2 separate regions of the Homo sapiens genome follow, and region 1 is linked to region 2. A link is a contact called in ENCODE Hi-C or POLR2A ChIA-PET data. All regions are on one chromosome and are shown on one strand. Each heading gives the region's core, a stretch centred on a gene start or an enhancer-like site at or near the end of the contact. The rest is flanking DNA. Distances are from core to core; before and after follow the strand shown. Region 1 overlaps STYX (serine/threonine/tyrosine interacting protein). Region 2 overlaps FERMT2 (FERM domain containing kindlin 2).

The links. Hi-C counts contacts between places; a loop is a spot of excess contacts on that map. ChIA-PET counts read pairs that join two places held with the same protein, here RNA polymerase II (POLR2A). Pooled maps may share reads with other maps.
Region 1: a pooled map shows a loop between it and region 2 (6-fold over the local background). The contact joins two enhancer-like sites. A Hi-C loop is called at or near these places in 7 of 50 pooled maps. POLR2A ChIA-PET finds 5 or more read pairs at or near these places in 2 of 52 experiments (CD4-positive, alpha-beta memory T cell and PC-3).

Annotation. Positions count from the first base shown.
Region 1 is chr14:52,740,391-52,743,348 of GRCh38, reverse strand. The region is part of intron 1 of STYX (serine/threonine/tyrosine interacting protein); the gene reads right to left. Among named protein-coding and RNA genes, the nearest start is that of STYX, 12 kb to the right of the region's middle. Within about 2 kb of position 1,413, at least 3 of the 41 ENCODE cell types and tissues checked have a DNase peak (open chromatin) inside an H3K27ac peak, as active enhancers do.
Region 2 is chr14:52,917,225-52,920,029 of GRCh38, reverse strand. FERMT2 (FERM domain containing kindlin 2) reads left to right here. Exons shown (of 15, transcript NM_006832.3): 3 at 674-907. All of the region lies in intron 2 of LOC105370500 (a long non-coding RNA gene), which reads right to left. Among named protein-coding and RNA genes, the nearest start is that of FERMT2, 32 kb to the left of the region's middle. RefSeq lists an enhancer at 1,302-1,411. Within about 2 kb of position 1,414, at least 8 of the 41 ENCODE cell types and tissues checked have a DNase peak (open chromatin) inside an H3K27ac peak, as active enhancers do.

The sequences.
Region 1 (2,958 bases), core at 164-2,663, 180 kb after region 2:
CGGCCTCCCAAAGTGCTGGGATTTCGGGAGTGAGCTACTGCCCCCGGCCCAGAAAAGTATTTTTAACACAGAAGGTAGAAATAGTATACATCTATAATGAAAAGAGAGAATAATAATCCTACAATGAGAGACAGGTTTTTTTTTTTAACTAAGAGAAACAGAAAACATTTTTATTTTTAATCTTGAAAACTGTTCTCAGCAATATAGTAGTAGACTATAAACCCCGAGTAATGACAGTTTAAAAAAATCAAAAAGCCGGGCGCGGTGGCTCACACCTGTAATCCCAGCACTTTGGGAGGCTGAGGCGGGTGGATCACCTGAGGTTAGGAATTTGAGACCAGCCTGGCCAACATGGTGAAACTCCATCTCTACTAAAAATACAAAAATTAGCCAGGCATGGTGGCGGGAGCCTGTAATCCCAGCTACTTGGGAGGCTGAGGCAGGAGAATCGCTTGAACCTGGAAGCGGAGGTTGCAGTGAGCTGAGATCGTGGCATTGCACTCCAGCCTAGGCAACATCAGTGAAACTCCATCTCAAAAAAAAAAAAAAAATCAAAAGATTCATAGCAATCAATCAGAAGGAGGCCAGTTATCCTGAGCCAGCATAAGGAAGTCCCCTGTGTTTTAATACTATAAAGAAACTAACTTTGAAATGACCAATCCACTTTTTGTTTCATTTCTGCTTTATTTAGCTAGATTTTGCCTATAAATTCAACTTCCTCTGCTCAGCACACTGAAATGCCTTTTCTAAATCTTTTGATGACACACTGCCTGATTCATGAACCACTAATAAAAGTGAGTTAGATTTTTAAGCTAAATTTGTTGTAATTTTGTCTTTTGACACAGGGTAGGCCTATGTTTGGCTTTACTAGATACTGCCAAAAGTTTTGTAAAACCACTGTACACTCCCACCAGCAATGTATGGGACTTCTAGTTGTTCTACATCTTCACTACGGCCTTATTTTAAGTGGAAACGTACTTGTAAACATAAGACAAAGTCTATGATCTGCTCAAAGTCGAACTCAGATCAAGACCAAAAAGCTAGAACTCCCAAAGGCAACATCCTCAGTGAAAGATAAACTAGGGAAAGAAAGAAAAACAAAAACTCAACTCATCCCACAGAAGTGAGTACTCTTGTCCTTCCTAGCTTTGGCTCTGGGTAGGTATTGGTAGTGGTGGAGTGGGGTCTTCCTAACCACAATCTGGCATCCACTCAAGTTTGGGGTTAGAATTCAGTTACTTTTGTGAGGCCAAGTGAGAATTTAATGTAAGTGGTCCTGGGTAGATTGCATCCCTGGATTCCTGGAAGAAGCAAATGCATATTCTCTAGAAAAACACACCTTAAACCTAGATCAGAAATAATTCACACAGATAAAGTCCCAACAAGCTCACAATCAAAAACTAATTTAAAAACAGGAAATGAGCCACCACAGGAAGCAGAAACAACTGAGTTACACTTACAAAACTGCAGATATTATAAGCAATAACGAAAAATATAAAAAATTTAAAGAAATTAGAGTATCAAAATATGACCAGACTAAGAAATTGATTTTTAAAAACACAGAATATGTAGAAATAAGAAGTATAATTGAAATTAAAAATCAGTGAATAGGCCAGGTGCGGTGGCTTACACCTGTAAATTACCAAGTACTTTGGGAGACTGAGGTAGGCGGATCACTTGAGCTCAGAAGTTTACCAGCTTGGGCAACATGGTGAAACCCTGTCTCTACTAAAAATATAAAAATTAGCCAGGCATGGAGGTGGCACGCCTGTAGTCCCAGCTACCCGGGAGGCTGAGGCAGGAGAGTTGCTTGAATCTGGGAGGTGGAAGCTGCAGTGAGCCGAGATTGCACCACTGCACTCCAGCCTGGGTGACAGAGTGAGACTCCATCTCTCATACACACACACACGAAACTCAAAAGTAAAATCAAAAGATATCATTACCTACCATTAGAATGGTTAAAGTTAAAAAAATTGACAACACCAAATGCTGGTGATGATGTGGAGCAACTGGGACTCTCACACATTGCTGGTGGGAATGTAAAATGAAATGGTAAACATACACCTACCCTATTATAATATCTAGCCATTCCACTCCTAGGCTTTACCAAAAAAAAAATATATATATATATATATATAAAAACATATATCCACACAAAGACTTATACATGAATATTTATAGCAGCTTTATTTATTGTAGTCTCAAAGAACTCAAATGTCTATGGTCTCTTCATACAAAGGAATAGTAGTACTCAGGGATAAAAGTCTACGAAGTACTCATAAACACAACAACATGGATGAATTTCATTGACATTATGCTCAGTGAAGAAAGCCACACACAAAAGAGTCCATTTGCATGATTCCATTTGTATCAAGTTCAAGAGCAAGGAAAACTAATCTATGTTGATAGAAATCTGGTTTCCTATTGTGGAATGGGAGAGGAAATGCCTGGAAATAGATGTAACCTTCTATGCTAATAGAATGTTCTTGTATCTTGATGGGGTGGATTAGTGTATGTTCATCAAAACTCAATGAACTGCACACTTACTATTTGTACATTACACTATATAAATTTTACCTTTATTAAAAAAGATCAACTAGACAAAAGACAGATTACACACAAAGGAAGGACAATCAGATGGACACTGACTTCTCAATTGCATGAACAGAAGCCAGAGGACACAAATAATTCATTCATAGTGGCAGGACAAAAACAACTGTTAATTAAGAATATATGCTCGGAAAAATATCTTTAAAGAAAAAAAGTTAAAATGTTCTTTGAAGAAGGGATACTATCACTGTCTATTTTAGTCATAGAGAACCTAAGTAACTTGATTTTGGATCCAGAGAGTCTGAACCCAGAGTTCATTCTCTGAATCAATATACTATACAGTCTTTCAATGTAAGAATGAACTTTACGGCAAACATACAGTTACAATTAAACAAATATTGGCTGCAT
Region 2 (2,805 bases), core at 165-2,664:
ATACTTGTACCAAAACGTGCTCAGAGAAAAATGTTGGGCAGTGTGACTTTAGATCCATTTTCGGGGATCTATTTGGGAGAGCACATGTGGCCAGAATGTAGTTTTTTATTTTTTTATTTTTAGAGCTTTCTCTTAAGTTATAGTGTTTCTCATGGGTGTTTTCCCTGTTCCTCCTCTTCACCTAGGATATTGGTCTCTGTTCACTTTGGTTCCCCATCTTTTCACCACCCATTATTCACCTTCACACATTTCTGCAACTTCATAAACCACAGTCTGTTCAGTTTCTCATCAGAATGTTATTGTCCATTCCTATAGGACGAGTTCCAAGCCCACCAACTCCTTGTCTTTATTAATCCTTCCTATTCTAGCCCTCAGGATTCTGTTTTCTGAGAATAAGAGGGTACTTTCTCTGTCATCCATGTGTCCCATTTTGTAGTTGACTCAAACATTCTTAGTTGCCCTATATATTCTGCCTCAGCTGCCTTGTGTACTGGCTTTTCAGGACAGAGCGTGTTTTCTCAGCTGTTAATGTTTCTTTTGTACCTGTCACATAACAGTAACTTAGTAGTTAATTATTGCTGTTAAATACCCAATTATCTAGTTTTCTGCTTTTAATTTCTCAAAATCACCTTGGTGATTTTTAAGTGATTTGTTTATTGTTTGTTTTTTATAGATGTAAAAAAAGATTGGTCTGACCATGCTCTCTGGTGGGAAAAGAAGAGAACTTGGCTTCTGAAGACACATTGGACCTTAGATAAGTATGGTATTCAGGCAGATGCTAAGCTTCAGTTCACCCCTCAGCACAAACTGCTCCGCCTGCAGCTTCCCAACATGAAGTATGTGAAGGTGAAAGTGAATTTCTCTGATAGAGTCTTCAAAGCTGTTTCTGACATCTGTAAGACTTTTAGTAAGTATTACATAAATTCTTCTTAAAATACGAGTTATGTGATGTACAGATGACCGATGACTGACATAGCTTATCCCAAGGGATGGGGCATGGGCTGAACTATCTGTATATATGTATGTGTGTGAAATTTCTACTTCATTAAAGTTTTTATATTAAGATAAATGCTGGGTTAAGGTGGAACAGGAAGAACCTAGTAGAGATTCTTTCCTTACTAGAATTGTATCTGATATTTAATACTTTATTTTTATGGAGAGGTTAAAGGAACAGGCACTATTTTCAGGGGAACATACATGGCTTTGCAATGTTTCCTTCACATAAGTCACTATTTGATTTTAGTGATTCAGGCAGATTGTGTCACTTCCTCCATTGAAGGCCTGACACAGCTCCTAAGGAAATGACTATGAGTGTTGTCTTCCTTCACCAGTCTACAATTTGAACATCTCTGTAGTATTTCTATTTATGCATTCTGAAATGAGATGTGGGTTACTTTGGCTGACCCAGTTATGTCATATGACAGGAAGTATTCAACCATCTGAGAAAATGTGAACTGCTGTCACTACCACTAGTGCAGAACTCTGCTGTATTTTTTCCTATTTGAGAAATTCTTGGTTAAAGATACATTTAGTGACTTCTCATATTTTAATTCCAAATAAAGTACTGCAGTTTTTTATTCATGTTAAATTTTTAAATTATACTAGTAATTTATAAATACACTCTGTTGTAAAAGAATCAATGAATATAGACATACATAGTAAGCTCCCCCTTCCCCTAAGTAATCATTCTTGACAGTTTGGTGATTTTCTATGCATTTATTTGTCCATACATATCGGATTTTTTTTAATAAATAGGAGCATTTTATATGTATTTTTTAAACTTAGTAATGTCTTAGAGATCTTTCTATGTGTTATACATTCTTTTAAGCTGTAATTCAGAGTATAGACGTACTATTAATTTACATCCAATTACTTCTTGGCCTTTTTGGCTAAGATCAAGTATAATTTATAACCACATTTCCCTGTTAATGATCAGTTAGGTTGCTTCACTCTTAGAGCAAATGCTGCAACATTTTCAAATGTTTTAAATATTGCTGAAAACATTTGAAAATATTTTAGTTGGGCTAGCGCCAGAGTACCCAATCTTCCTTGCTGGTGTCAGCACCCACACTCACTGCTAGAGCCTGTGGGCAAATGCTGCTCCTGTACAATGCCTCAAGCACTGACCTGTGGACAGTATGGAGGTGCTGAGACTACCTACCTCTTAACCCAGAGCCCTGCCTGCTGCTTATGCCTGTAGGCTTGGAGCTTGGAGGAGTCTGAATCCTCACCCATTTCTTGTGTTTAGTTTGGGCTGTGGCTTCCCTTAAACCAATACCAACTTTTTTCTGTCTTCAAGAATCACTCATTATTTACCCTCTTACTGTAGTTTCCTGTCTCCTAGCACTGTTATGGATGTTCATCTTCCCTCCCCGCCTACAATTTTTAAATATCTTTTGCTGTCATTTCAGGGGATTCGGGATGTAGGAGGGGAGATACAGGTAGATTCACATTGCCTTTTTGATCTAATGCCCTTGAAATTTTTTTTAAAGTGAAACAGGGTTTTTATTATTATTATTAAAATAGAGAAAAATACAAAGAATACCAAATTCCCATTATCTGGAATTAATAATTGTTGATATTTTGTCATTTTGTCAAATGACAAATATGACTTGAAGTCAAAGTAATACTGGTAAAATTCTTGAGTCTCATTATCCTAACTTCCCTTTACAAAGCAACTACTATCATAAGTTCAGTGTGTATCCAGTACTGTAAAATACACAGACACACACATACACACACACACACACACACACACGTATCTCTGTGTGTATATATCCATAAACTGTATATGTTATTGCCATT